Regions from separate parts of the Mus musculus genome. Here regions 1, 2, 3, 4 and 5 are each linked to region 6. A link is a loop called in an ENCODE intact Hi-C map of the cell type or tissue named here. Cell type or tissue: left cerebral cortex. All regions are shown on one strand. Region 1 has its middle 27 kb from the start of Ly6g2. Region 2 holds the start of Zfp41 (zinc finger protein 41). Region 3 has its middle 18 kb from the start of Ly6h. Region 4 overlaps Ly6h (lymphocyte antigen 6 complex, locus H). Region 5 has its middle 4.8 kb from the start of Gm34531. Region 6 holds the start of Top1mt (DNA topoisomerase 1, mitochondrial).

Region 1 (5,000 bases), 490 kb before region 6:
CTCTACCCAAGCAAAAGTGAGCCAAGAGCCACCATTGTTCAGTTATGCTAAGTCCTGCTGTCTCAGCTAGCCAGGCCCACAGGAGAGGCCTGCACCCCAAGGGGTATTAGAGACACAGTCACCATATTGGGAAGTCATAGATACTAAATGCCTGATGAAGTGGTAAGTGGGTATGTAAATTGTTACTGAGGTCACCAGATTGATAGGGCTTTTCTGACCTGCCCCACCCTACACCTTAAGAGCCTGCCCCTGGGTATTGGAGCATGACAAAGCACTGAACTTCCCAGAGTCCAGCTGAAGGCTGAGGTTCACTATTGTAGCTGCCCAGCAGCCAGGGAGAACTGGGTTCTTGGAAGGGAGGCTGGAAATGAAAAAGGATGGGCAGATGGGAGAAGGATGAAACCTGGACAATATTTTCTGATCAACACTTGTAGTGGCTAGTCCTGGTTGTCAACTTGACTATATCTGGAATGACTACCATCCCGAATTGGAAGGCTCATCAATGATCTTAATTTGGAGGCTGGGAGATACAAGTTTCTGACCTGCATCTTGACATGGAGATGGTGAGGAATAGTGTGGGGCAATGGACTGTGCACAGACAGTCTAGTCTCCAGTCGAGCTGAGGTCCGAACCCTGGTAGGACCCAGCGGTGATAATTTTTACCTACATGGCACAGAAGACATTCCCTCATGTCTCCTGGACCCCTGGATCCTGTCGAAGTTACCATCCCCACAGCTCTCACAGGAGAAGCTAGTGGCTAGTAGTCATGTACACAATGTCCCAAGCTTCTGACCTTCAGGCTAGACTCCTCCCAGTTACCTAGCGACAGCAAGATAACAATCCCACTATAAGAGGGGCTGCTTGGTCCCACCTCGCTCTCTCCCTCTAACCCTAGCCTTTCTTCTCTCTCTCCTTTTCCCCCTTCTATCCTTTTGGCCATGGCTGGTCTCTCTCTCTTTCTACCTTTTCTCTTCCCCCCTGCCTTTCTACAACAAAGCTCTAAAACCATAGACTGTCTCTGTTTATCAAGGCCCACTGTGCTTGGATGATGGGATTGGCTTTCTTCTAACAAGCCACTTCTAACCTCTGGATAGAAGGCCTTCCTGTGCTCCAGCTATGGACTGAACTTAGGACTCTCGCCTGTGTGGGAACCTCTCTCTTTCTGCCCTCTTCATGAGTGTTGCCCTGGGGCCCTATTCTGTTTTCTGCTCCTCTGCTGTATCCAGCATGGGATGCCAGAGACTGAGAACCTGGTACAGTAGCTTTCTCTTGTTCACCCCCCACCATGTGGGGTCAGTGGCTTCACACACCAGATGCCCACCCTGGGCTGAGTGGAAAGCGTCCCACAGTCCTCCCACACCCGCCTTCCCAGAGCACAGGAACTCTGGTCTCGCCCCCCCCCTCTTCCCCTATACCAACAGCCCAGCAGCATAGTGGCCATGAATTTCAGTAGACTAAAGCAAGGAGATCTCTGAGTTCAAGTTCATCTGGGACAAATCAAGTTCCAGATCAAGGCATGGTGGCACACATCTTTAATCTGAGCCACACCTTCTGCTGGAGACCTGCATAAGGACATTGGAAGAAGGAAGATTCTCTCTCTTTATCTGCTTGCCTTTTGGGACTGAGCTTGACTGCTTGATCTTTGGACTTCCATTCACAGCTGCTGCTGACCATTGATGGGAGTTGCACTATAGACTGTAAGTCATCAACAAATTCCCTTACTATATAGAGACTACCAGTAAGTTCTGTGACTCTAGAGAACTCTAATACAGAGGTTCAGTCCATTATCATCAAGGTGGGAGCATGGCAGCATCCAGATAGACGTGGTGTTAGAGGAGCTTAGTGTTGCACATCTTATTCTGAAGGCAACTAAGAGAAAACTGCCTTCCAGGGAGCTATTAAGAAGGCCTTAAAACCCACCTACATAGCGACACACCTACTTCAACAAGGTCATATCTCCTAATAATGCCACTCCCTGGACCAAGAATATACAAATCAGCACAAACAAGAACATACAACTGAAGAAGGTTCAAAGCAGCTTTTTATCTACAACTTTTGCTGCTTCATATGTTGAAGCTCTGAGTCCCCAGTATCCATAGTGTCTCCGCTGTATTGCCACAGGGCTAGTAACTAAGGCAAAATGGGTCCATTAGCGCAGATCTTACCCAATTGGAATGAGTCCAAGAAGAGGAGATGAGGGCATGAAGGTGTGCAGAGATAACCACCTGAAGACATGGGAAGAATTTGCCACCTGCTGGCCAAGGAGAGGAACTACCTCTGTCCACAAGGCTCTCAGGCTCTTACCTCCAACCCTCTGTAAGCCAGTCTTGTCTTGAACTTGAGGTCCTTCAGTGCTGGGATCACAGGTATGTTCTCCACACCCTGCTTTCCACACCCTCTATTAAAGGATTTACCTGGAAAAGCAGAATAATTAATAAGGTTTTGTAATAAATAGGAAGAGCTAAGGGGGAAAAGTCAGTCAAAATGCAGGATATGAGGTCAACACACAAACCCAGTGATTTTTTTTTAATAGACTACCAAGGAAGTACAAGAAGAAGGAAAGTGAACAGTTCTTTTTACAAATCCTAGTGAAGAAGCAGACACCTAGGAATAAGTTTAAACAAGGTGGCACAAGCCTGGCACATTAAAATCCGTGAAGGAAATGAAGGCAGGCAGGCCTAAATAAATGGAAGGGTACTCTAAGATTAAAAATAGGAAGTGTTATTAAGTTAATTAGTCAATTATTCATTTTTTATTAATTGCATATATTTCTGTGTACATGTGCATGTGACAGGTGCATGTGTGGAGGTCACAAGGCAACTTACAGGAGTTCTCTTTCTATTGTGTGGGTCCCAGGGCTCAAACTAAGATTGTCAGGTGGAGGGTGGAGAGACAGGAGAGAAGGAAGCAAGGAAGGGAGGAGATGAAAAGGACAAGGAGCAGCTCCTACTAAATTCACATGAAATTGGAAGTCACAGGATTTGATGGGGCAAGTCTGTAAACCCAGGACTCAGAAGGCAGGGACAGGAGCACTGAAGTTCAAGAGCATCCTCAGATTCTTATCAAGTTCCTGGGTTTCTTGAGATCCTGTCTCAAACAAAACAAAACAAAACAAAACAAAACAAAACAAAACAAAACAAGCAAAGCCAAAGAAAAGGAAAGGAAAGGAAAGGAAAGGAAAGGAAAGGAAAGAAAAGAAAAAAAAAGAAAAGAAAAGAAAAGAAAAGAAAAGAAAAGAAAAGGAAAGAAAAGAAAAGAAAAAACAGAATAATACAAACATAGGACAGGAGTGAGCAGAGTCCAGAAGTGCTCACTCACGTACATGCTGGAGTGATTTTCAACAATAATGCCATGTCTGTCTGTGTTGAGAATAATTATGTTTACACAGCTGGATCTGGGACAATCGGGTATGCTCAGAATCGAGTGATCCTTAACTCACACACTACACCAAAAACAACAACAACAATAATATAAAATATAACCAACTGAAATATATCCACAGTTTCATCTCAAGAGCTATGCAGTAACTCAATGACAAATTTGTCAGCTTTGAAGGAGGAATACTGCTCCTCCCTCAGAATTTTCAGCCTTTGTTCTTTTTTGGTTTCAGATAAAGCCCTTCAAAAAACAAAACAAAACAAAACAACTTAGAACCAGACCAAATCACCTGTCCTCATTCATCTGGATAAATTTGCTGATTGTCATGCTAAATTCTGCCTCTAGGGGCGCTCCTCTCTGCAGTTGAATTTGGGATTGAGGCTGGGCCCCTTCTGCCCTGACATAGAGCTCAGCCTCCAAAGTCTAAGTCTCTCCCTTACCCTCCAGCTTTGTTTAGAAAGATGAGCTCCGGGACTCTCATTTCCGCTTTTTCTGGCACACCTGAGCTGTTTCTTTGAGGCAAAACCACTGCATTCAATTACAAAACTACAGTTGTTACAAAACAGGAGAACTCCATGGGCCTAGACTTGGTGATGGTGTCTTACACCAGAATCCAAGCAATAACAGAGACCCCGGACTTAAGAAAAAAGCCTTAAGCGGCTGTGGTTGTGCTGACCTGCAGTCCCAGCGCTGGGGACAGGCAAGCAGGAAGAACATGAGTGTGAGCCCAGCCTGGGCTGGGGAAGTGGCTCCTGAGGAAGAGCACTTACTGTTCAAACAGGAGGACGCATGACCATAATCCCTGTGCCCAGGTAAAAAGCCCAGCGTGTCTGTGCTGTCCGTAAGACCACATTTCTGTCCCTCCACAGGAAATGTCACTCCTATTAAGCAGACAACCAAGTAGAAACAATTGTATCTGTTGAGGCCTGTTTTGTGACAGATTATATGGTCAATTTTGGAGAAGGTATCATGAGGTGCTAAGAATAAGGTATATTCTTTTATTTTAGGATGGAATTTTCTATCAATATCTGTTAAATCCATTTGGTCCATAACTTCTTTTAGTTTTAATGTGTTTCTGATTAGTTTGTGTTTCTATGATCTGGACATTGATGAGAGTGGGGTGTTGAAGTCTCCCATTATTATTGTGTGAGGTACAATGTGTGCTTTGAGTTTTCGTAAAGTTACTTTTTTGAATGTGCGTGTCCTTGCATTTGGCACATAGATGTTCAGAATTGAGAATTCTTCTTGGTAGATTTTTCCTTTGATGAGTATTAAGAGTACTTCCTTATCCTTTTCGATAACTTTCGGTTGAAAGTTGCTTTTATTTAATATTTGAATGGTGTGTGAAGACCTGCCCGTCTGCTGCTGAGTTGGAAGCAGACACAATTAACCCTAGCCAGTGTATTGTGGGCAGCACAAGGCTGTGTTTGTCTAGCAGCCACATGGGTCAGGTCTCACTAGTCCCTAAGGCCTGTGCTATGATCTGACTGTCTGAGAGAAAACTAAAACACATAACAGATATTAAAGCTGTCTCCAGGTATCAAGACCGGAGGAAGTCGAGTAACTTTCGACTTCTAAATGCACTTCTTTCTCAGAACCTAGGAAATGGATCTATGGAGGAA
Region 2 (5,000 bases), 63 kb before region 6:
ACCAGGGACTCTGCCTCTATGTCAGCTTCCTGCCTCTACCTCCACTATGGCCTCCCTGAATTCCACAGCAATCTTCTTAACCCTGTTGCAGACATTCTGTAACCTACCTATGGCCAGAAATACTTGCCGTGTGCCAGTTGAGGTCTAATTAGAGTGTTAACATTAGTAGTCTTCACAGGAATAAAAGAAGCTGTGCTTGCCTCGGTCACTAGCAAGAGCCAATCTGAACCACTTGACAAATACCAGTCAAAGAAGCCAATGTAGCTTGTGAATTTGTTATTTGTTATTCAATAAATTCTGATATTGTAAAAAGACACAAATGTGTTTATCTGTTTCTGACATTTTGTATTCACAACGAATACTCACTTGTAGGGTCACTAGCTCTTGTTCTTGGCTGGTGCTGGACAAGAGTTTCAGTTTCACTGACAGAGTCCAGGGGCTCTCTGGAATCTTCCTGCCTCCCAGGACAGAAAGCAACCATTTATAGTGGTCTTACTGTTCCTTGTTGAGTTGTAAAAATCCTGGTGGTGGTGGTGGATGGGGGGGTGGGGAGGGAGGGGAGCAGGTGCTTTCCCCAAGGCAGGAAATCCTGAGGAAGGAGACTCATTACCATTGCCCTTCCAAGGACCTTGTGGTTTGTAGAAGCCAGTGACGCAGGAACAAGGCAGTGACATTAACACAAAGACAATCCATTGCAACTAGGGAGGCCCTACACTACCCAGGTTCCCATGTGAACGGCCACTGTCAGGAACAGACATGTCTCAGTTGTATATCACTGAAGACAGCATCTCCTCAGGCCGACCCTAAGCTGTACACAGCAAATAATCCTGGCCACCAGACAAAGGGGCCATGTGTCCAGATGGCTCAGAGCTTGTGTCCAGACACTGGAGCTTCTTAGCAGAAGACACTTCATTGTCTTCTTAGAGAAAAACTTGGACCACGTGAGCAAGCCCAAGCCACAGGCTTAGCAGTTGAGTCTCACTGACAAGAGAAGGGTATAATTCTCCAGAGAGGAGCCACTCCAAAACAGAATCTCTTCCACAAATGAAGGGGCGTGGGGGTAGGGACAAGCTGGAGCATGCCTGAGAGCTGAAAAGAACAAGAATGATACCAACAGTCTATGCGCATCCAGCTCAGCCCACCTCATTAGAGGATAGGTAAGAGACTGGGGACTACATGAAAGATGGCAGGAAGCACACAGGCCACTAACCTTCTGGGGAAAGCAAGCAAGGAGATGCCCTACCTCCCTGTACCAAATGCTGGTAAGCCAGAAAGCCCCATGCCACTGGTAGGAATGAATGAGAAATGGCACAGGCTCTCTGGAAAGCAGCTTGTCTGTTTCTTGCAAAAGGCAACATGCAGTTTGGGACCTAGCAACTGCCTTCCTGGGCACGGTCCCAGGGAAATGAAACAGCACGGGGGGAGGGCGGGGGGGGGGGCGCTGCTTCCCAACAACCTTGTAAACACGTCCTTCAGTGGACAAAGGATCCCAAAGCTGTGATGCACACAGCGCAGAGGCAGCTGTTCAGGAGGCTGAATGAACCACCATTCAATACACAGCCACTCTTGTGAATCTAGACAGCGATGCCTGAATGATAATCGGCAAGCTCCGCCAAGTTGCACGCTGGACAATTACATTTATCTAGCATGTTGGCGTTGAATCTAAACGGATGAGGTGGAGACGACACTTAAAGAAAGGGTCTGTTAGAGGTTTGATACAGGCTTCTGCAGCACAGGAGGCACTAACACTGTGTACTAGTCATGTAAAATGGCGCCCCCAGGGAGACTTCACCAAGCACACAACAGCTCTCGATTCGTTTCTCATAACTTCATTCTCCAAGCGCCGTGGGCCACACCTATCGTCCCAGGACTCGACCGAGGCAAGAGATTGCTAGTTCTAAGCCAGCCTAACCAAATATAATAGTGGAGAATATACCCAGAAAGTCGAAAGAGCACAAGAAGTGACTAGATTTAAATATCTGTAAAGGCCCGCGTTAAGGACAGAGCAGGGGACCCTGGCTTTGCCGGAAAGGAGGGGCGGGGTCGGATGATTCCAGGGGGCTACAGGCCGTGCACTACTGGGTCCGCCATCCCGGCGTGCCACAGATGGCAAACCCGATGACTGAGAAATAACACGAAGCCTGCAGAAGAAGGCTTGGAGTCCTGAGAAGAGGCGCACGCCGGGAGAAAGGCGCCGCCCGCAGCCCAGAAGCTTGCACAGGCACAGACGCCTGCTTAGCATCCTCTCAAGCGAAGCTCGAGCCCGCAGCCACAGCATCACAAGGAGCGAGGGCAGTGTCTCCTAGAGCCGACCCGAAGGGGCGGGGAGAGGTAGGCGGGCCTACGGCCGCAGCACGGGATCACAGAGAGGCCGGGCGGCTGCTCCTAGAGCGACACCAGAAGGGCGTGAACGAGCAGGCGGGGCTCCGGAGCTTGCGGCGGTACCACCGAGAACCCGGCAAGGGTCCTAGAGCGGCACTGGAGTGGGTTTCGAGCGGTGGGCGGGGCTTAGGGTGCGCGGCAGCACCACCGAGAGGCCGGGGAAGGTAGAGCGGCACCAGAGGGGCGGGCGCCTTTAGGCGCGGGAGTGGCGGGCTCAAGTGGGCATTGTTAACGGTCGCCCGCCCGCCGGTCAGCCTGCTTACGGCCACGTTCCGCCGGCGTCTGTGCTCGGCACCCATCAGGTACTCTCTGCGTGTGTGCACGGTAGCCCCGACCGGGCGAAGGCCGGCTTCTGAGTCGTTTCTCTGTGGACCACCTCGGCGGTGTTGCAGAGGTCCTTGGAGGCGGGGAAGGTGGGCCGGGCTACCTAGCGAAGCCCCTTGTTGCTGGATGCATTGAGCGCCTTATCCTGCCGGCTCCAGCAGCTCCTTGATGGACCTGAGTCCCTAGGTCAGCGGAATTCAACTAAGTTGCCTGAATCACTCGCACCTACTCCTGTGCACAGGCCTGTGAAGAGAGGGGGCAATAAGCTAAGTCGCTGGGGTCTTCTCTGGTTTTAATGACTATTTAAGTTTTCAGTGAGGATGGTCCTTGGTGAGCAGACACAGACACCTGGGTCCCGCTTGTCATTCCTCTCACCAGAGTGATGGTGTTTGAATTGGTACTGAGTGATGCTGCAGACAGGGACTCTCAGGTGTCTCCTGAGCTGTCCCACAAAAGACAAACACTTTCAGATGCTGACATAGAGCAAACAGTCACCTAGCCGCCTGGATCTTGGACTCTGAATCCGGATAAGAATTTTATCTGCTGGGTTAGATATGTGGGTATTTGTCAAATGCTTAGAACAAAATACAGTGTGTTCCCAAAGTGTTTTTGGGAAAGTGTGGGTGCTCTAGATGGAACTGCCAGCAGAGCCCACCCCTTTGGGCCTCTGGGAGTAAAGGGGATGGTGCAGGTTTAGAGATAAAGAGGGGTCACATAGAGAGAGCCTCATCAATACAAGAGGCATCCTTTGGGGGTCTGATGGGGTTTGCTGTGGATTATGAGGAGAGCCCTGAGTTTTCCAGGCTCAGAACCAGGCTGTTGTATGGTAGAGTTACTTCCTACTCCAGGGTGTTTGCACAGTCCCAATGTGGGCGGGTAGAGAGGATAAGGAAGAACGGGGAAGGTTCTGTTTGGGGAGGTGGAAAATGGCCATCGGTCCATGATGGCTATGGCTTTCTCTGGGATGAGTGAAAATCTTGTCTTCAGGCCCAGGAGTGTCTGTGGCTGAGTGAGAGAGTCACTCAAAGAGATGAGCATACAGTGGACCAGAGGCTCTGAGCTCAGCTTATAGGCCTGGGGCTAGAGCTCTGGGGAGTCCACTTTAGTCTGAGGGGCTCATCATGTGAGCAGCTGGAAAGACAGTGGAGCTGCAGAGAGCTAAGAGCTGCCTCTGACCTGTTGTTCATGCTTTTGCCTCCAGAAGCAAGACGACCGTGGTTCTGTCTGCTTGATGCAGCTTCGTACGCAGGAGCTGTCCCTGACAGCGAAGTCCCAGAGAAGGAGCCAGGCAGCCACTGTCTGAAAACCCTCAGCCTTCCCTGGCCTCCAGGGGGGTTTCCTGCTTCCTAAGAGCAGCAATGGAAAAGCCTGCAACTAGGAAAAAGAAGAGTCAGGCCCCAAAGGAGGAGGCAGGTGCGCAAAAGGCCACTGTCAAGGGAGAGAAAACATCAAAGGGGAAAAAGGCAACCAAGAAGCCAAGAAAGCCCCGCAGACCCCGAAAAGAACCTGTCCTGAGCCCCGAGGACGAAGCACATATCTTTGATGCCTTCGATGCCTCGTTTAAAGATGACTTTGAGGGTGTCCCCGTGTTTGTCCCTTTTCAGAGGAAGAAGCCCTATGAGTGTGGTGAATGTGGACGGATCTTTAAACACAAGACAGATCACATTCGCCACCAGAGAGTTCACACTGGAGAGAAGCCCTTTAAGTGTGACCAGTGTGGGAAGACCTTCAGGCACAGCTCAGATGTCACCAAACATCAAAGAATTCACACCGGTGAGAAGCCCTTTAAATGTGGGGAGTGTGGAAAAGCCTTCAACTGTGGTTCTAACCTTCTAAAACACCAGAAAACGCACACTGGAGAGAAACCTTATGGCTGTGAGGAGTGTGGAAAATCCTTCGCCTACAGCTCCTGCCTCATCCGGCATCGGAAGCGTCATCCGAGGAAGAAGCACTGAGCAGGGCGGTCTACAGCTATGGATCCTTGTCAAACACCTGATGATGGTCCAGAGGTCTTACGCAGTATGCTCATCCAGCCACCCATCTGTCATTGAGAGGAAAATCTACCCATCAGACATGAGAGCCCACAGAGGCTTTCTGCCCTTCGAGTCTTCACTTAGTAGTAACATGGTGCTTCCCGGAGCTTCCTGAAGCTCCAGCCATTTTCCAGACTACTTTATGTTACTCAGGGCCATCTTTGGAACAGTTTTGGGTCGCTGAGAACTTTGTAGAGCTAAAGAGACACCCCTGTTGGCAAGGGCCACTGCCTTCCTTTGCTGCCTCTGTCTGCACCAACC
Region 3 (5,000 bases), 130 kb before region 6:
TCCCTCCTCTCCTGTTGATACTCTCAAAGAGAGGCTTAAAATGAGTGAGAAGTCCTGGCATCCTGCCAGCTGAAGCTCCTGCTGGTGCACACTGGTGGGCAGAGACCAGAGAGTCCTTATCCTGACAGGCTTGGCAGACCGTAAGCAATGCTGGCTTTACTGGGTATGGCTTATCATGTCAGGACCTCCTACATAATTATGGGCAATTAAAGAGAAAATAGCCCCTCTGTGTCAGGGTGCGTCATGGAAAGAAGGACTGGAGCTGAGCAGAGCTGGGTCCAGGTTTCTGCATCTCACAGGTGACCGTGGTCATTCACAGGACCATGCTGTGATAAAGGTTACTTTATTGCCATCCAAGGGCCGCTTTCTTTCTCCGTCACATTTTAGTTTAGTCCAGAGTTAATACCACCACATATATACAAATGGTATATAATACCACCACGTGCATACAAATGGTGCAAAACAAGTAGAGTGGCTTTTACAATATGAGATAGCATCTGCTTATTATGTATCTACACAAGTAGCTCATTTTCTCCCAATGATAGAAACAATTAAAATTAACCACTCAAACCAGCAAAATAGTTCAGTGTAGCTAAAGGCACCTCTGCCAAGCCTGACAACCTGGGTTCTATCCCTGGGATGCACACGATGAATGAAGAGAACTGGCTCCCTTACTTGTCTTCTGATCTCTGAATGCCCTTCCCTTACCCCACATATACACAAACAAATTCACACAATAAAGCTTATCCAATCTTTTTTCAAAAATCATTTCTTTTTATTAATGTGTACATGTGTGCCTGCTTTTATCTCCATATATACCACGTGTGTCCAGGTGCCCTCAGAGACCAGAAGAGGCCATCAGAGTCTCTGAACTTGGGGTTACAGGTGGCTAGAAGCTGCCTGATGTGGGTGCTGGGAATTGAATTCAGGTCCTCTGTAAGAGCAGTAAGTGATCTTGACCTCTGAGCATCTCTCCAATCCCAACAATGTGTATCGCAGGCTGGCCTTAAACTCATGATCCCACTAGTGACACCTCTTCAGCATATCCTGCTGACACACGCCGCCATGATTAGCAACAGCAACAGTAATAAATAAACTGCAAAATCTCTAAAACAGAAAAAACGTTGTGGTTCAGTACTGCAAGGAGAATGAATCTGTAAAAGAAGTTAACTGAAGGGTGTGTGCATGTGTACGTGTACACACAAGTGCTTTGCCTGCATGTGTGTCTGTGCACCACATGTTTGCAGCTCCTATGGAGGTCAGAAGAAGGTATTGGATCCCCTCAGACTGGAATTATGGATGGTAGCGAGCTACTGTATGGGTTCTGGAACTAGAAGCTAGGTCTGCTGGAAGAGCAGCCAGGGCTCTTAACCACAGATCTACCACTCCAGCCCTGGCCCTTGGCCTTTTGTTTACTTGGTCTTAGTTTTGTTTTATTGTTTTGTTTTTGATACAGAGTCTTGCCATATAGCCAAGCTGGTCTCAAACTCCTAATCTTCCTGCTTCAGACTTCCAAGTGCAGTCAGTATAAATGCCCAGCATCATGACAGTTGACCAAAATCCTGACATTAGAGAGAAAGAGACAAGTTCAATTGGAGGGCTTCATGGGGGTGGAGATCTATGCCTTCACACTTGTGCCACCAGCCAACATGGCCTATGTGACCAGCTGGCAGTGTTGGGACTCCGTGCTCCTTATTACAGGTGGAGAGATGGGGCTGGTGAGATGGCTCAGTGGGTAAGAGCACCCGACTGCTCTTCCAAAGGTCTGGAGTACAAATCCCAGCAACCACATGGTGGCTCACAACCATCTGTAACAAGATCTGACGCCCTCTTCTGGTGTGTCTGAAGACAGCTACAGTGTACTCATATACATTACATGAATAAATAAATAATTAATTAAATAAAATTTTTTAAGAAAGGCTCCTGAAGAGCTAGCTGTTCTTGTCTGAGACTTGACTCTGTGGCTGTTGCCAGGCAGCAGAACCACTCAGTGTCTCTTTGCCTGTGAGTCCTGTGATGGGGGGTGGTGTAAAATGGAAGAACTGGAATGGATGCTCTTTAGAGATCCAAGTGAGACAAGCCCCAAGGGGAATTGTGCCAACAGAAGGGATGTTTCAGAGCTCTGAGATCCCCAGGGCAAGAGTGTAACTCTCCAGTCCTCCTTCCCCGATCCCAGGCTCACCAAGGACCAGTAGTGGAGAAACTGCAGACCTGGCTTCCCAGCCAAGAGGGGCTTACCTGGATAATCCCAGAATCAGTGAATGGCACCCTAGCAACTCTCTTCACTGAGCACCTGGAGCCACTGCTCAGAGGATGTTGCAATGCTGTCTTTATCACCCCATTGTTTCTCGAGAGAAGTGCTGGTTCAATGCTGAAGAGCCCATGAGGGGAGTGTCATGGTCTAGCTCTGGCTCAAGACTCTGTCTGTGCTAATGTCCACATGTGATGGACATCTTGCAGCCTGCTCCAGGTCAGATGTGAGCCAACAAATATGCCAAGAGGATAACACATATGGAAGGAACTCTAGAGCAGCCTCACATGAGTGTACACAACTTAGTGGCTTGGTAGCATTGGTGAGCCACCTGAGGTACACCCACAGAAGCCTTCAGATATTCCTGGGGGCTTTGAGTCTCTACCTAACCCCTCATGTAAGGCTGAACTTGAGCAAGAAGCAGAGCAGGAAGTAGTGCTACGTCTGTGCTTCCTAATGGGGCAGACTGCTCATAGCCATGCAGTGGCTAAAGAAGATCACTTGCCATCCCTCATATGGACACCAGAGGGCCCACTCCTCCAGGAGATGGCTCAGCAGACATAGGGGCCCCCACCACCACTAGTGAAATAGGTCACCTTCAACACCTCCAGGAGAGGGCTGTTGTCCTCCCTTCTCCCAGGGTTATTGGACAATCTGGTTTTCTTAAAGGCCAATAGTAAGAGTGAGATTAGGAAATTATTTGTGTGTTTTGCTGTGTGTGTTTCAGCAGGGCATCGCTGATCAAAGTGACCCCTGGCTGGTTTCTAATAGTGCAAGTCTCAAAACAAAAAGGGGGAAACCTGACTTTTCCACCTCAGCCAGCTGTGCTGAGCATGTTCTCCCAGGGGGTGGGTAGGTGCGAGCGTCCAGAGCACCATAACAACACACAGGAGGTGTCTACACAGTGCCACCTGAAAGTCATCTGCACAATCAAGAAGCAACCCAGATGCTACTGAACAAACCCCCTCAGCACACTGCTCACTGGGAAGAGGGAGCCAGGAGAAAGCCATCCCTGCCAAAAGACAGCAACATCTTGGTGAGCGTCTCCAGGGAAACCGGTGTGGAACTCAGTGCCAAGCAGCACCTGAAACAAACACGTGGAACAAAAAAGAATGTCTAGAAAAGGGCAGGCAAAGCTCGAGCTGAATACCTTACCTTGTTGGGGCTTAAACCAGCAGCCCACTCCTGTCCTTATCACTCAGATATGCCAGAGTTGGTTGAGGTTCCCTGGGCCAAGATAGTGACCAGGCATGCCCAGGTCTAGCCCATAGCTAGGGCACCTTCCAACCTTCCCCAGAGCCCACCCTCCCAGGAAGCTGGCATCTGCATCCAAGAACCCTCTGTCGTCCTCATGTCCCTCTCCAATCTAGAGCCTTAGTGGCCTTGAACACAAGGGTCTAAGTGGCCTCACTGCCCCAGTCCCTCACCTAGTTTTGTTTCTGTTGCTGTGATTAAAAAAAAAAAAAAACAGAACAAACAAACAAAAAACAACAAAGCGACTTAGGAGAGAAAGAGTTGCTTTGATAAAACACCATAGTCCAAAGAAGCATAGGGATGAAGGAGTTTATTTTGGGTTTATGGGTCCAGAGGAATAAGAATCCCAAAAGGCATAGCAGCAAGCAGCAGGCTCTCTGGCAGAAGCAGGAAACAACACATCTCCAGACACATGCAAAACACAGAGAGAAAACTGGAGAGAAGCAGACTAAAAGCTCCCAAAGACACACACACACACACCACACACACACACACACACACACACACACACACACACACACACACACACACACAGAGTGGCATATTGCCTCCTTCGAGGCTGCACCTCCCTACTACCACCTCAAATGTTCCAAAACCTGAGCCTGAGAGGAACAGTTCTCATCAAACCGCCACAAATAGATAATGGATACATAGATGATAGATGGTCAATAGGTAGGAAGGTGGGCAGGTAGATGACAGATAAATGGAGATAGATAGATAGATAGATAGATAGATAGATAGATAGATAGATAACAAATAACAGATAATTGGTAGATGATATATAATTTAATATATACAGAGATAATAATAGATAATTGGCAGAAAGGTTGATAATAAGAGATGAAATGACAGATGGATATATTAATTAATTGATCCTGAACAGATGCTAGATGGAAGAAGGAAATTTTATTAGGTCTAGTCAGGCACAGTAAGCTAAACATTTCATCTCAGCTACCCTGGAGCTGAACAACAAAACAGGAAGATCCCGTTTCAAAAATAATCTTAAGACTGGGGATGTGACTCAGTTGCTAGATTACTTGCTTATTGTGCCTGAAGGCCTGGGTTTAACCTGCAGCAGCACACAACTGGATGTGGTGGTGCAGGCTTGCGATCCCAGCGTTTGGGAGCTGAAGCAGAAGGATCACAACCCTCAGCTATGTAACGACTGGGAGGACGATTCAGCCTACAATTCATGATACATTGTCTCAAAAAACACTGAGTAGAAACCCAGACCAAATCTCTGTTTTATTCCGTTCCTAGTCCCCTCCCACAGGTCTATAAAGCACTGTGGAGTAACTTCTCAGCTGCAGGCTTGTGAATCTTCTGAACCTTCTGTCCACAGTTTGCTTTGCTGACAGTTATCCGTGCTGTGCACACTGTCCTTTGCACCTGGCATGTAGTATTCCACTGTGTGATGACATCACTATTTATTAACACTTTTCTCCTATTGATGGGCCCTTTTCTGGATTTTTTTTTCTCTTATGAACGGCGAAGT
Region 4 (5,000 bases), 120 kb before region 6:
CTGAGCAACTCCTCTTAGGGGTGTCTGTTCTGCTCTCAGAGAAGCAAAAGGGGGGGGTTAGGCTTCTGGAGGTACAAAGGCTAGGGAACTCAGGGCCCATCACTTACCTGTCAGTAGCTCTCATTTGCTTGCTTATAAATGGTTCACTAACCATTTATGGGTGGGGGGACAGGAAGCCAAAAAACATCAGCTTCTTGCACAAATATGACTAACCGGATTTCAAAGAAAAGGGCCTATTGTTACACTACCATCGAAGCTATGGAGAGGCCAGCCATTCACACCTAGAGAGGCAAGCAGCCCATGGGAAGAGAGCTCCATGGTCCTTTAGAGAGATACCATTCCAGGAGCCCTGGTGTATCTGCACTCCAGTATCAGACCCCAGAGAGCAAACTCTAAAACAGATTCTATCAAGAGACTCTGGCTATGGGAGACTTCGTCCATATAAGAATCAAGGGCAGAAGTGGCAATGTTCCCAGAGGAATCACGAAGGTCAGTTGCCTCAGCAGCCATTAAACTGTTTCCCTCCAATTGAAATGGCATAGCCAAGACCAGTGACAGAACCAGAGAGGTGGCAGCTCTTGAGCATCCTGTCTAGGTAAGAATGCATCATGTTGTGTAGGTCGTGGTTTAAATCAGTGGAGAGATTGGGCTGTTTCATAAGTGACTGAAAGACAGTGGCAGCTTTGAACAACCCCCTCCCTCCTGCTACAACGAAGCTCAGGTGGATGGATGGATGGATGGATGGATGGATGGATGGATGGATGGATGGATGTCTGAGTGCAGCTACCAAGCCTGCCAACATTCAAGAACACATGGTACGGATTCACAAGAAGACAGAGGAGGTTCTGAGGCAGGAAGCCCCACACTGTATAAAACAGACATTGAGACAGACCTCAATGTTCCCAGCCTCGGTATAGCAGACATGTGGTACCATAAAGCAAGACAGAAGGAAGCAACCACCAAACTACCAAACCTACATAGAGTTGTGTATGCCAGGAAGGGCCAGTGCTGGCATGGAAGGTCGGCAGGAAGGAATCAGGAACTCCTCAAGGGACACTGTGACAATGAACCTCAAGGACATTCATTGCTGACATGTTGTCAGATGGAATGTCAGCAAGGTTCTATCCTTTATCTATTGGATGGACAGAAACCCCTGACAGTACACAGCTAGAAAGGATGTAACAGGGAGACAGGAGAGATCCATTGCCTTGTTAGAGGACCTATAGCCTCCTAGCATTTCTTCTCTGCCTGCCTCCCCGTTTCTCAAATCAGCCCTTCATACATGATCACCTCAGCCCCTAGCAGGAGGACAAGGATAGACCCTCCAAAGCCAGTGTCAGAAATCTGAAAATAACTGAGTCCCTACTAAGGGCTGGCTAAATAAACCAGAACCGTCCGTTCCCAGAACAAGTCAGGAAAACCCACAAGACACCAACTACAACTCCCTGGAAGGAGGCTGCTAAGGAGCTTCCTGAGAAAAAGGGCCAGGAGAGGACAGGAGGGGAGATGAGATGCCTCAGTCCATAAAGGCTCTCGCCACCAAGGGTGGTGCTGAATGGCATCCTCAGAACCCATATGATGGAAAGAGAAAGAACTAACTCCCCCCATGTCCTCGGTCCTTCGTGTGTGCTCCACTGCACACATTCACAATGAAGCAAATAAAAACTAAATGTAATAATTTAAAAAACGGGGGGCGGGGGGGCAAGGGACACAGTCAGCCCTGTCCAAAGAGCTTGTACCTGTCACTGATGTGGAAGGCACCCCAATGCCACACCAAAGCTAGCAATGGACCTCTCCTTGAGATTAGGATGTTGGCAACTCAAATAAGGTTGCTGAGGGGACCCAACCCTCTGTGCCTGCTACCCCATCCTCAGGATCCCCTCAGAGGTACAAGAGAGTTCTCCTTCTAACTTCATGCATTTCTTCAGGGAGGTCAGAGAATCTTGCCCCTGTTTGTTTTTAAAGACCATTCAGGCAACACATTAGGCGCATGGAGTTGACTGAAAGGATGTGAGCTCCAGGCTCATCTTCAGCTGGCAGCTCAGCCTTCCAGAAGCTCCGCAGACTTCTCCCAGGCATCCACCACTTCAGCTTCCCTGTTCCCTCCCTAGACATCTTTCCCCTGCTCCAACTGTGCTCAGTGCTCTCTAGGCACCAGGCATAAGCAGGGGGAGCACTTTAGAAGGAGGTAAGGAGCAGAAGGGACCATTGAGGCAAAGTTCGAATGCAAAAGGAACCAAACTTCTAGGGACAAGTCCCTGGCTGTGTCCACAACAGACCTCAGACATCAGCAACTAGTGACAACAGGGTCTCCCCCTTCCCGGTCACCCACCTGAGCCTGACTCTGGTCACTCATGTGCAGGTCCCAGGAGTAGTGTCAAGGCTAGAGCCTACAGGAACTAGTTCTCTTTCTGGGGGCCCAGGACCCAGCAGTGATCATGGGTTTGGGTCAGCCGCAGGTGGCATGGGAGAAGGAAGCACTGGCCAACATTCAGGCCTCAGAGAATGCCTGGGGTGTTCCCAGAGCATCGCAGGGTGAACCCAGCTACACAAACCATCTGTGGAGCATCTGGCAAGCAGCAGGAAGCTGGGTGGACTCAGGGATGAAACTGAAGATCAGCAGCAGGGGATGGAAAGACCGGGACAGCTCATCTCCCCATACAAGTCCTCCCCATTTCTCCCACCTTTGCCACCTTCCCCGGGAATCAGCATCTTTGGGCCTTTGTACTCCATCCATGCTGGATCACAACTCATAGTGGAGCAGCGAGGTGCAGATATCCAGCGAAGGGGCAGAGTTCAGGAAGTGAGACCTCTACTTCCACCTTAACCAACCCCAGGGTCTTTAGCCACCCATAGAGAGCTGAAGAGGCCCAGAGCAGTGTCTGCAGTTGGGCGAATGTGCATCCTAGGAAGGGTGTGAATGTGCACCTGAACACATCACATGGGGTGATGGGGACACTGGTGAGGATATTTTGGTGCCGGTGTGTGTGCAGGTACCTGTGAGTGTGAACACGTGACTGAGCAGAAGAGTTGACGCTGGCTGCGTTCTGCGGGGAAGCGCACACCCAGGCTGGCCATGTGCATTGGGAAACGCATGAAGGAGTACATCTTACACCCATGGTGAGCTTGAAAAGTTCTCACGCCTCCCCGGCAGCCCCGCATTGCCACCCTGTCCATCTCAGCTCTCACCCCACCTTCCTTAACTGTCCCCTCCCAAGCTCCCAGCCCTAAGCAACCCTCCTCAGAGCATCCCCAAGTGTCTTAGCATACACTCCCACCATCCCCTATCTGTCCGGTCTCGGTGCCTAGTTTGGCACTTACTCCCTACCAAGACCATGCCCCACCTCCAACACCCAGGCTCAGACCCGGGCACAAGACTCAGAAGTGACTTTATTTCTCTGTAGTTAATGCCCCTCAGGCCAGGCTGTTGGGCTGTCCCTGGCTTGACCTCCCTCCCCTTGGAGACCTGGAGGGTCTCAGTCCCTTGCCCTCCCCCTCCCCCCTACCCCAGCTTCCTGCCAGGATGTCTGGACTCCTGGAGATATTCAGCTGCTTGGGATATGGAGCTGGTGGAGAAACGGAGAAGGCTCACTCACATCTAGGGAGGTTGAGAGCCTCAGACCTTGATGCCAAACCCTTGCTGTCCCAGCCCCAGCCAGGCCAGGCTGGGGAGGGGCAGCAACAGGCTTAGGGGACAAGCTCCAAAGCCCAGCAGGAGGGAGGGAGGGGTCTTAGGGCCCAGCCCAGAGAAGAGCAGGCCCCAGGCTGAGCAGGAGCCCCCCAGCCAGGGCCCAGGGGCTGCGTCCTGCGACCGATGCCCCGTTGCACAAATCTTTCTCGCAGCAGTCCACGTCGACTTTTAAGATCCCAGAGTTAATGAACCCCATCAGATAGTCTGAGAAAAAGTGCCGCTTAACGAAGTCGCAGGAGGAAGCACACATCTTGTTCACAGAATGATCCTTCCTGCCTGGGGGGAAAGAAGGAAGGCATGGGGGCTAAGGTCCACTTCCATCTGAGCTCTGTCCCTTCCCTAGAACCCAGGACCCTCCAGATCAGTTTAAGACGTGGAACCAGGGAGGAACAAGCCAGTGTTGTCTTGCCTCAAAGTCATGATCTTGTCCCAGGGAAGAGGAACTCAGAGGACACCTCTGATCTCTCCCTAGATCTAGCTTTCAGTAGCCCCGCCCCCTCACCCGGTCCAGGCTTACTGCTGCTGGGGTCGGTGATCCGCACGCTGGCACAAACGGTATCGGTGGGCTGGCACTGCTTCGGAGCGCAATGGCTGGAATTGGCCAGGGTGCAGTCCTGGCACCACAGGCCATGGGCTAGGCAGGGCATGAGAGAGGGATAACCAGGGGAACCCGAGTCTGGACAGCCAGACCCTACACCCCCTCTTCCCCAACCTGCTGCAGCTATCACGGCAGAACCATGCTCACAGAAGAGTTCACTCCCACAAGACCCAGAGTGGGCCTCCAGGTTGACCCTGTGCTGTGCCTACACATCCTGCCTCCCGCATCCTCTTACTCCTACACACAGCACCCCCAAAGATAGGTAGGTTCCAAGACAGGAAAGGTCCACCCGACTTAATAGGAAGCTCGCTGAACCTCTGAGAATGAGGGACATCTGCGCAGTACTAGAAGAAAGGTGGAAAGGCGCTGGATGCCCTCGAGTGTGGGGAGAGCCCCCGGTGGCTGGAGCTGAGATCTAAGAGTGGTGCTTCCCGTGATATGACCCCTCCCCGCGGGCCCCCGACTCACCCGGCGAGGGGCAGAGAAGCAAGGCCAGCAGCGCCAGACCGAGGCTCTTCATGGCTGCAGGCAGCATGCTCCGATAGGGCCTGAAAGAGGCGCGGGGGCTGCAGGCGGGGGTCCTCTGGGGCGCAGGCCTGGAGGGGAATAGCCTCGGTCAGAGGACCCAACCCTAAACACCCTTCCCTTTTCTGGCCTGAAGATGTAACCATCCCCCAGGAATCAAAAGCGCGCGGGGGGGGGGGGGGAGGT
Region 5 (5,000 bases), 210 kb before region 6:
TGCTGAATGAAATGGCATCAGTGTGTTTGCAGGGCTCCAGGTGTCAAGGTAGTCTCATCTATGGATTTTTCAGATATCTGGACCAGCTTAAGAGAAGGTCTTGCTATCATTTGTCTACTTGCTTACTTGTGTTTGGAGAGAGAAGTTCATGTAATCCACTCTGGCACCCAACACTGATCCTTGAACCCTCAACAGCAGTGTGTATCAGTCTGAGGTTCAGCAGCCATGGGGAAGCATCTTCGCAGGAGCCTTTTATGTGAATAATGTGTTGGTGCTTGGTGCTGGGTCCTGGCCAGTCACAAGCACTAGATTCTTCCCTTCACAGCCTCATGGCCATTCTCACGTACTCGTTCTTTTTAATATATATTTTTATTAGGTAATTTCTTCATTTACATTTCAATTGCTATCTCAAAAGCCCATACCCTCCCCCCACTCCCCTACCCACCCACTCCCACTTCTTGGCCATGGTGTTCCCTTGTACAGAGGCATATAAAGTTTGCAAGACCAAGGGGCCTCTCTTCCCAATGATGGCCGACTAGGCCATCTTCTGCTACATATGCAGCTAGAGACACGCGTTCTGGGGATACTGGTTAGTTCATATTATTGTTCCTCCTATAGGGTTGCAGACCCCTTTAGCTCCTTGGGTACTTCACATACTCGTTTCCTTGTTATTTATGTGAGGTAGAACTTTACAAATGTCAGTCCATTTTAGTTCTGAAAACCCTTGCTCTGTATCTCTATCCATCTGTGTGATCAGGCAAGACAGTGCTGAGGTCCCTCCATCTTGTGCCCTCGGTAAGGCCATTTCCAGGTTTAACCAGAATCTGATCTCCTTCATGGAGAATCCATTGAAAACTACCTTGCTTTATTCTAGGAACCAAAGTTCTGGATGTTCTAGCTAACTTATCCGAGTCTTTAATAAAACTGATGATTTGTGTGAAACAACCTCCTACCCCTGCTGGCTAACTGGTCTTCTTGGCATCTGTTAAAACTGCTTGCTGCAGACTGCTTACTTCTTCAAAGCCCCTGTGCCTGAGATGCCAGGATGTGGTTTCAGCCTTTAAAAACTCTATATTCTAGCCCCTTGGGAAGGCAGATTCACCTAAAGTCAGGCTACAATGGGACATGATTCTATTATAAAAAGGAACAGAGTGATGAGTGGTCAGAACTTGGCATGCACCCTAGACTATGTGAAAGAAGCCAGGCCCAGAAGGTGTGCACTGCTGGGCACTGTTCACACAAAGTATCCAGAATAGATGAATTTGTAAAGATGGAGGGAAGATTCTCAGAGGTTGGGGGAGGGGTGAAGAGTGTCTGCATAATAGGCATGAAATTGTCTGTGGAGTGATGGTGACATTTTCTGTAGAAGTATGCAAAGGCAGGCTTACAGAGAGCACAAACACGCTAGGCTTTTTACCTGGGCACAGGGATTATGGTCATGCGTCCTCCTGTTTGAACAGTAAGTGCTCTTCCTCAGGAGCCACTTCTCCAGCCCAGGCTGGGCTCACACTCATGTTCTTCCTGCTCGCCTGTCCCCAGCGCTGGGACTGCAGGTCAGCACAACCACAGCCGGCTGAAGGCTTTTTTCTTAAAATCGGGGTCTCTGTTATTGCTTGTATTCTGGTGTAAGACACCATCACCAAGTCTAGGTTCATGGAGTTCTCCTGTTTTGTAACAACTGTAGTTTTGTAACTGAATGCATTGGGCTTGTCACAAAGAAACAGCTCAGGTGTGCCAGGAAAAGAGGAAATGAGAGTCCCAAAGCTCATCTTTCTAAACAAAGCTGGAGGGTAAGTGAGAGACTTAGATTTTGAAGGCTGAGCTCCTATGTCAGGGCAGAAGGGGGCCCAGCCTCAATCCCAAATTCAACTGAAGAGCAGAGCACCCCTAGAGGCAGAATGTATCACAACAGCCAGCAAGTTTATGGTCTGGATGAGTGAGGACAGGAGCTTTGAGATGGTTGTAAGTAGCTTTCTTTGAACTGAAACAAACAAGAACAAACACGGAAAATTTTGAGGGAGGAGCAGCATTCCTCCTTAAAAGCTGAAGAATGTGTCATTGAGTTACTGCTCAGCTTTTGAGATGACACTGTGGAAGTATTTGCGATGATTTATTTTATACTATTTTATTATTTCTTTGGTGTGGTGAGTTCGGTAACAATCACTCAATTCTGATGCTACCCAGCTGTCCCAGAAACAGCTGTGCAAACACTATTATTCTCTACAAACAGACGTGGCACTAGTATTAAAAATCACCCCAGCATGGGCATGAGTGTGGAATTCTGGACACTCCTTGTTCTCACCCCTCTCTTCATTCCTTCTCCCCTGTCTCTCCACCCTCCAACCTTCACCCTCCACCTTCTATTCTCCACCTGAAAATCTGAGTTTGAGCCCTCGGTTCCACAGAGTAAAAGGAGAAATCCTGTAAGTTGCCTTTTGACCTCCATACGTGCACCTGTCACATGAATGAGTGCATATAAACATATATTATTAATAAATATAAGTAAATTATTAATTAATCAATAATTACTTAACAAATACAAATTTAAAACCCTTGCTATTTTTAAGCATCAAATACCCTTCCATTTATTTAGGCTGCCTTCATTTCTTTCACGACTTTTAATGCCCCAGGCTTGTGCCACCTTGTTAAACTTAGTCCTAGGTGTCTGCTTCTTCTTTAAGTTATTGTAAAATGAACTGTTGCCTTCACTTCTTCTTGCTCTTCATTGGCAGTCTAGAAAAAAACATCACTGGCTTGGTGTGCTGACCTCCTATCCTGCATTTTGGCTGACATTTTCCACTCAGCTCTTCCTACTTATTACAGGACCTTATTGATGGTTCTGCATTTCCAGGTAAATCCTTTAATAGTGGGTGTGGAGAGCAGGGCGTGGAGAACACACCTGTGATCCAGCACTGAAGGACCTCAAGTTCAAGGTCAGACTGGCTTACAGAGGATTGGAGGCAAGAGCCTGAGAGCCTTGTGAACAGAGCAAGTACCTCTCCTTGTCCAGCAGGTGGCATTTTCTCCAGCAGTTCCTGTGGTTTTCATGCGCACCTCCATGCCCTGATCTCTTCTTACTGGACATCATTCCAATTGGGTAAGATCTGCTCTAATGGCCCCATTTTGTCTTAGCCAATAGCCTTGTGGCAATACATCTCAGATACTAGGGACACTCAGGACCCAGGGTTTCAACACATGAGGCTGAAAACTTTGAAGGGGACAAGCTGCTTTGAATTTTCATCAGTTGTGTATTCTTGTTTGTGCTAGTTTGTATATGCTTGGCACAGGGAATGGAACTATTAGGAGGTGTGGCCTTGTTGCAGTAGGTGTGTCACTGTGGACAAAGGTTTTAAGACCCTCATCCTAGCTGCCTGGAAGTCAGTCTTCCCATAGCTGCTTTCAGAATAAGAGGTGGAACTCTAAGCTCCTAGGCCCTATGTCTACCTGATGCTGCCATGTTCCCTACCTTGATCATAACTGAACCCCTGAAGTTGTAAGCCAGTCCCAATTAAATGTTATCTTTACAAGTATTGTCTTGGTCATGGTGTCTGGTCACAGCAGTAAAGCCCTAAATAACACATTGTTTCTTTGTGTGTGTGTGTGTGTGTGTGTGTGTGTGTGTGTGTGTGTGTGTATAGGTTTGTGCTTTGTTTGGTTTGTTTGTTTGTTTGTTTGTTTGTTTGTTTGTTTGCAGAATGGGAGATTATACCTCAATTCCTGTGCATACTATCAGTGAGCAACAGCTACAACCCTGTGTGTGTGTGTTTATGTTATTCTTTTTCTACTTTTTTTTTCAAGACAAATTATGCTAATGTACTAGGCTGATTTGAACTTGCTGTGTGGCCTAGGATGGCCTTAAACCCATGTTCCTTTTGTCTCAGCCTCCTGAGTGCTAGAATCACAGGTAAGTACCACCTTATTTAACAATGTCATTTGAAGTAATGATTGATGTTGGATAATAACATATTGATTTTTAAATTACAATGACAGTAAACAGGGCTGGCTGGATTCTGACAGTGGTTTTTTTTTTCCCACACAGAGATGGACCCTGAATTGGTCCACTTTGGTGGGGAAAGGAAAATCACTTGTTTTCCTTGTGAATGAAGAATCTGATAGAGATGGGAAGGCAGTGTGGATGCTGGAAAGTGGGAGTGATGGGTACCAGGCAGACTAACTGAGAAGACCCAGCTGAACAACATGTAACCACAGCCACATGTAGTCCTGGAAGCAGTTATGGGGCAGGAGGGATGAAAAGGATGAAAGGGACAGGAGAATGGGTGGCTATGAAGCAGTCTTTTACACTGTGATATTGGATTCCTGATACTGCATTTGTTAAAATCACAGCTTACACAAAACAGAGACCTGACCCTAAAAATCATGAGAACCAGGGGCTCAGCAGTTAAGAGCATGGACTGTTCTTCCAGAAGACTGGGGTTCAATTCCCAGCACCCATATGGCAGCTTTCTGGCTCTCCAGTCTTGCTGAACCTGAAAGTCCCAGGGTTCAGTGAGAGACCTCCTCTCAAACATCAAGGTAAAGGCACCATAGGAAAGAGACCCAAGGCTGACCTGTGGCCTACACACACACACACACACACACACACACACACACACACACACACACACATACACACATCAGGTGCAATGACCTTTCCTTCCATGTCCATTGTTGGGATCTCATGCAGCCTGAGACCTTCTTCTTCTCAGCCATACTTAAAATACCTGGATGGCAGGTGGTGGTGGCACAGACCTTTAATCGCAGCGCTCAGGAAGCAGAGGCAGGCAGATCTCTGAGTTTGAAGGCAGCCTGGTATACATAGTGAGTTCCAAAACAGGCAGAGCTGTAAAGAGAAACTTTGTCTTAAGAAAACAAAAATAAACACAGCCAAAACCAAGAATTCCCAAGTCCCTAGGAAACCCAGATTTTCCAGTAGAGTTTCATAGGAATGAAAGAGCTGATGGCTTTGTCATTTCTTTAATCTGGAATCCTGAGGCAGAAAG
Region 6 (5,000 bases):
CAAGGGACCATGTCCTGAGCCAGTAAACAATTCCAGGTGTGCCCTCAGAAAGTAAGGAGCGGGCCGGGCTTCATAAACAGAGCAGCTCTTGCAAAGTAGCCAGAACTTGGATGCCTGAGGGGTGTGAGGGGTGAGAGGTGTCCCATGAACCATGCAGGAGGGAAAAAGAGAAAAGTGGTGGCCAAAGGTTCCCAGAGATAGGGGTTTAAATCCCATTCCGCTTCTCATGTGGGTCTAGGTGGGGAACAGTTCGGTGGCTGCATGCAGAAGTGCTTCGTGACACGACTCAGGCAGCTTTCCTCCAACATTCAGCCCAATTCGATGTCATAAAATGTGGACAAGCACCTCAGAACCTACACTGAGCGGCAAGCTCATTACCCAAACTGCTAGGCGAAGTCTACGGCCATCCCCATTTCACAGACAAGGACACTGAGATTGGGGCTATAAACAACTACTGTGGCGTGGCGTGGCGTGGGTGACATTCCTTTGTCCCACTGGAGAAGAGTATCAAGGAAGTTACCCCGATGTCCTGCTGTGAAGCCCTGTGTCTTCTCCTAGAGGCCACAACTCAGCCCCATTTGGAGAGTCAGGACAGCCCTGTCTTTCCCCTGGAATTTCTAGAGCCTAAGAGCTTAGCTGCCCCAGTCCGGGGCTGAGCTATCAAAAGCAGGTCAGCAGGTCAGCTGTAATGGCTGGCCCTGGAAGGGCTGTCTTCGCTGTGAACCCACCCACCACTCGGGCGATTAGACCAGGACATCCCCGCTCCCCAAGTGCTGTGAGCAACAATCCCACAACCCAGAGCTGGGCGCTTCCGGGAACCTCAGTACACGAGGGAAAGGTTGAAAAATCAGAATCTCACATATAATCTCAGCCTGGACAGCCATCCCAACCCCTAGGAAGTCCCTCGGGGCAGGCTGGTGACGTAAGGTAGGTATTGAAAGCTAAGGCCACGTGACAAAGAGTGTAAGAATCGTGGAGTGGGCCTGAGACCAATCAGGGAATCTGGGAACCACACTCCAAAGGGACCTCCTCCAAACCAAACGCGGCAGCCTGGAGGCCCAGACCCAATTACATGGGTGACCGATTTTTCCCAATGTGTCCGGTGTGGCCCGGCACAGGAGCAGGATTAGGCAAGTCACTGAGCCCTGTCTCGCCTGAGCTCCGTCCCACCCGCCTTACCCGGCTCTGTTCGCCTTCGCGACCCGGGACACCTGACAGGAAGGGACGCGGCAGGGGACATGCTGGAAACGCCGGCACAGGGCTCTGAGCCACAGCAGCAGCATGCGTGTGCGTGCATGCGTGGGCTCTGCCCGCTTTCCGAGGCCACGCCCTTCTGACAGAGCTCCGCCCCCACACGTCCAGGAGTCCCGCCCTGCCCGCCCACCTTGGGAAGGCGTCCCCAGCCAGGGCCGAGCATTGCCCCTCTCCCAGCGCTTCTACCTGCCATGGCAACCTGAGGAAGTCATGAGTAGACACACTTGGTCAGAGGGCCCTATCTACCCATCTAAGTGGCAAAACACCGAGTACCCACACCTCCAGGAGGACGCAGTTGCAGACACCAGCTGCCCTGCTCAAAGCAACTTCCTCTAGGCGACTGACCAACAGCACTGGAAGTCCTGCAAAAACTGCTGTTGCCTAGGCTCGCCGCCAAGAGACCAGGGCCATAAGCCATAGGCTCCCCCCTTCAACACATTCAGATCTGAAGACATGTGTACCAAGATCTCAAGACATTTGTACCAAGCAACAAAAATCTCCTAATCCGCGGACAGCTGCTCCCCGAGCCAGCAGCAGGCAGCCTTGGTATTTCCACTGAAACAGCACACAGGCCTGCAAGAAAGTGGTGAACAGGAAAGGTAAAAAATGAGACGGAGACCAGCAAGAAAGAGCTAGCCTATCCTGTAGGTCCCGCCCACGGTTACCAACTCACTGGATTCCTACTGACATCTAGCGGCCCGAGGCAGGAACAGAGCCGGGGAGAGGCTAGTGGGCCCCCTGCTGGACACGGCCAGTACTACAAAAAGTTTGCTGAGTATGATCAACAGACCAGCAAGACTTTGGGCATTCCAGGTCTGTAGCTGGCTGTCCAGGACCCTTGTACCCTTGAAGACCAGCTGGAGTTGTGACAGTTGGGGAGCATGGCCTCACAGCGTTCATATCCTCATAGCAGGTAAAAGGAGCCCTGTTTGCAACTGAGACCAGGCTTGAGGAAGAATTTCAGGTAGATGATGATGAATGCTGGAGCTGACAGTCAGACCTCCTGAGCCCAAAGTCCGTCATAAGGCTGTTCTGTGACAGCAGTGTCCACTCACACGTCGTAGCCGCCAACAGAGAGCTGGAGGGTGGGGAGGGCTTCATTGTGTAGAAGCCACAATTCAGGATAAGCAGGGGCATTTGACTTCAATACAAACTCAATGCAACCATCTCATTACGAGTAACATACAAGCGTTTTCACGTCGCTTTCCTCAACTTGATGGGCTACAATGGCCTGTGTCTGCCTGTGGGAGTCCACCATCTGCTCTTTACTAGACAAGTTTAATTTCTCTGAATCTCAGCCTCCTCCAGCACCTCCTCCAGAAAGTCTGATAAGAGCGAGGCAGACACATACACACTCAGAGACTTCAACCGCCTCTCTCCCTGGCGCCCCTGAAACCCACAGCTCAAAACTCCACTGCAGCAGCTGGAGAGATGGCACAGCCAATGAGTGCTTGCTGCACCAGCATAAGGGTCTGAGTTTGAGCCCTAGCACCTATGTTGAAAAGCAAGGTGGCACACTCTTGTAACCTCAGCTCTGGGGAGGCAGAGACAGGCAGAGACAGGCTGGCTTGATGGCCAGCCAGCCTAGCCAATTAGTGAGTTCCAGTAGGTTGACTGACACCTGAGGTTGTCCTCTGGTCTTCATTTGCGCGCGCGCGCGCGCACACACACACACACACACACACACACACATTGTGTGCATGTGAACGCACACCCATTGAAGCTCCACTTCAAGCGAGGCTCCTCTGAATTTCAGCTCGCACCTCCCCAACCATCCACAGCACAGAAAACTGCCCCACCATGGCCCTGAGGTTTGCCAACGGCTCTCACTGTTTCCTTATTATCCGGCCCTCCCCATGCAGATTTTTTTTTTCTCTGCTTCCTCTCAAAGTTCCCCAGATCGCCTGGCTTGTATTCCGGCCAATCTCTTTGAGACTCGTCCCCTGTAGCTCCCAGCTTATTGTAATCTCTTTGAGACTCTTTGCTGCACTGCCTCCCTGGTTCTGCATGCTGCACCAGCCTTGGCAGTACCTAACAAGATCACTCTCACAGCACATATGTCTCTGGGCAGGCTCTATGTCCAGGTCCAGTCCCACACACACACACCGGGGGCCTCCCCTCATCCCACACACACCGCTTTCCCCCCTCCTGTGGTCTTCTCCCGACCTACCACTGCCTTCCCTTTCTTCTCTCTCAAAGGGCCCAAAGTCTCCAGTTTAGACTTACCACACCCTGACTCCAGTCTCCCGACTCTGTGTTCCCACCTAACCTGCCATTTTCTTCTCTCTTGGCCTTTTCAGGTCACACACATCAGCCACCTCAGTGTGTAACATGTACAAGAAGACATCAATTAGCCGCACATGGCACACAGGGTCATGGACAGCTGAAGTTTTCTAGCATACGCCAAGGAGTATCAGTGACGGGACCCTCCTCCTCCTTCCCCCTAACCCCAACACCTGACCAAGTACAAACAGCACACTGTTCTCAGAGGTGGTTGGACCATCCCATTGCCCAAGTGCCAAAGCATGCGCTTTCCAAGTTTCTAAGAGTCATTTACAAAAGGGGCCAACAAGATGGCTCAGTGGATAAATCCTGATAACATGAGTTTCATCCCAGAACCCGAGTAAAGGTTGCAGAGAATCAATTCTGCAAAATTGACCTCTGACCTCCATAAGCATACCATGACGCACACGCATACATAATAGATGACAATATAATTTTAAAAAGCTATTTACACGGTGTGATTCTATTTCTACTGTAAAAATGTATCAAGTACTTCTACACTTGATCTTAGACAATCAATACATCAGCCACTTCTAAATATCTAGGACTAGATATTTCTTACAGAATCACACAGCATTGGTAAATAAACTTGTAAGGAATGGTTATAATCTGAGGATCCATTGGAGTTACCGCCGCTTAGGACTGTGCTCCTGCCACCGAGTAGTCTCTGATGAACTGCCTCCATGTGCAGCAATGGACCTGTCTCTTTCTTACACGTCAGCCATTCCCATTTTAACACACTGAGCCAGGTTGTTCTGGAACATCGTGCTAAAGAGAACTGAATTTGCTATCCTGCCCCTTCACAGATGCAACTCTGTCATGGCCTGGGACAACACAAGGCTCAAGGTGGATGGTACCTGTGGCGTCTGCAGGCAGGCGCCAGCCACTGAGCCCAGCACACACGTGGCACCCTCTAGTCACTGGCCAGGCCATCCTTGAGACCCACCTTTACAAGCAGAGCTGCAAGCTTTACAGAAGGAGGGACTCTGGATGCAAGAATCCAAGGAGACGAGCCTGAGTGCAGATCTCCCCAGCAGAAGCAAGCCCAACCCATGGAGAACTGTCTGGCCCTGCCAGATCCTTTCAAACACACACACACACACACACACACACAAACACGCTGTCACTGTGAGGTGTCACTCACACCCACATAGAGCAGAACCTCTGGGAGCCCCAGGCTGCACTCCCACACCGCTGGCTGGCACTTCGGCAGAGAGTTTGTCTCCGTTTTAAATTAAAACACAGATACGTCTTGCATTAATTTGAGTAGTAAAGTTTAGCACCCACTCAGGGCTTTCATAAAATATACAAGAGCACACGACACGGTTTTAGAACACAAGAGAGGAGGGAGTTCACACTTGAAGTGTCTGAGAAGATCAGTCACCAGAGAGATGGCAAAGCTCCACTCATGCCTCTTTTCCACATAGAGCCCAATGACTGGCACGGCTTCTAGAAAAATCCGA

Evidence for each region. Hi-C counts contacts between places; a loop is a spot of excess contacts. Peaks named below come from ENCODE experiments on the same cell type or tissue, not always from the same donor. Only the 100,000 strongest peaks of a DNase experiment are listed, where the experiment ranks them.
Region 1: it touches region 6 in a loop (2.9-fold over the local background); 3 of 42 quality-filtered maps call a loop at or near these places.
Region 2: a loop joins it to region 6, with 6 times the contacts of the local background. A loop is called at or near these places in 16 of 42 quality-filtered maps.
Region 3: a loop joins it to region 6, with 8 times the contacts of the local background. A loop is called at or near these places in 33 of 42 quality-filtered maps.
Region 4: it touches region 6 in a loop (2.6-fold over the local background); 11 of 42 quality-filtered maps call a loop at or near these places.
Region 5: a loop joins it to region 6, with 2.1 times the contacts of the local background. A loop is called at or near these places in 4 of 42 quality-filtered maps.

What each region holds. Positions count from the first base shown.
Region 1 is chr15:75,187,088-75,192,087 of GRCm38, forward strand. No RefSeq gene overlaps it. Among named protein-coding and RNA genes, the nearest start is that of Ly6g2, 27 kb to the right of the region's middle. In left cerebral cortex, CTCF peaks have their summits at 2,257 (motif pointing left) and 3,710; DNase peaks (open chromatin) are centred at 2,255 and 3,712.
Region 2 is chr15:75,614,137-75,619,136 of GRCm38, forward strand. Zfp41 (zinc finger protein 41) reads left to right here and starts at 2,548. Exons shown (of 3, transcript NM_001044718.2): 1 at 2,548-2,684; 2 at 3,908-5,000. The coding sequence starts at 4,065. The coding sequence ends at 4,661. In left cerebral cortex, a CTCF peak has its summit at 2,510; DNase peaks (open chromatin) are centred at 1,120, 1,475, 1,750 and 2,418; H3K4me3 peaks cover 2,113 bases; H3K27ac peaks cover 2,203 bases.
Region 3 is chr15:75,546,285-75,551,284 of GRCm38, forward strand. No RefSeq gene overlaps it. Among named protein-coding and RNA genes, the nearest start is that of Ly6h, 18 kb to the right of the region's middle. In left cerebral cortex, CTCF peaks have their summits at 1,847 (motif pointing left) and 2,772 (motif pointing right); DNase peaks (open chromatin) are centred at 2,154, 2,779 and 3,249; H3K27ac peaks cover 726 bases.
Region 4 is chr15:75,561,375-75,566,374 of GRCm38, forward strand. It overlaps Ly6h (lymphocyte antigen 6 complex, locus H), which reads right to left. Exons shown (of 4, transcript NM_011837.3): 2 at 4,758-4,885; 3 at 4,209-4,325; 4 at 3,371-3,967. The coding sequence ends at 3,732. Among named protein-coding and RNA genes, the nearest start is that of Ly6h, 3.3 kb to the right of the region's middle. In left cerebral cortex, no CTCF peak of the experiment used is centred here; DNase peaks (open chromatin) are centred at 2,031, 2,974, 4,004, 4,114 and 1 more place; H3K4me3 peaks cover 1,366 bases; H3K27ac peaks cover 734 bases.
Region 5 is chr15:75,467,147-75,472,146 of GRCm38, forward strand. It overlaps a transcript of Gm34531 not described here. Among named protein-coding and RNA genes, the nearest start is that of Gm34531, 4.8 kb to the right of the region's middle. In left cerebral cortex, CTCF peaks have their summits at 1,893 (motif pointing right) and 3,002 (motif pointing right); a DNase peak (open chromatin) is centred at 1,881.
Region 6 is chr15:75,677,474-75,682,473 of GRCm38, forward strand. Top1mt (DNA topoisomerase 1, mitochondrial) reads right to left here and starts at 1,327. Exons shown (of 14, transcript NM_028404.3): 1 at 1,180-1,327. The coding sequence starts at 1,283. In left cerebral cortex, a CTCF peak has its summit at 1,985 (motif pointing left); DNase peaks (open chromatin) are centred at 1,020, 1,269, 1,958, 2,563 and 2 more places; H3K4me3 peaks cover 1,496 bases; H3K27ac peaks cover 1,356 bases.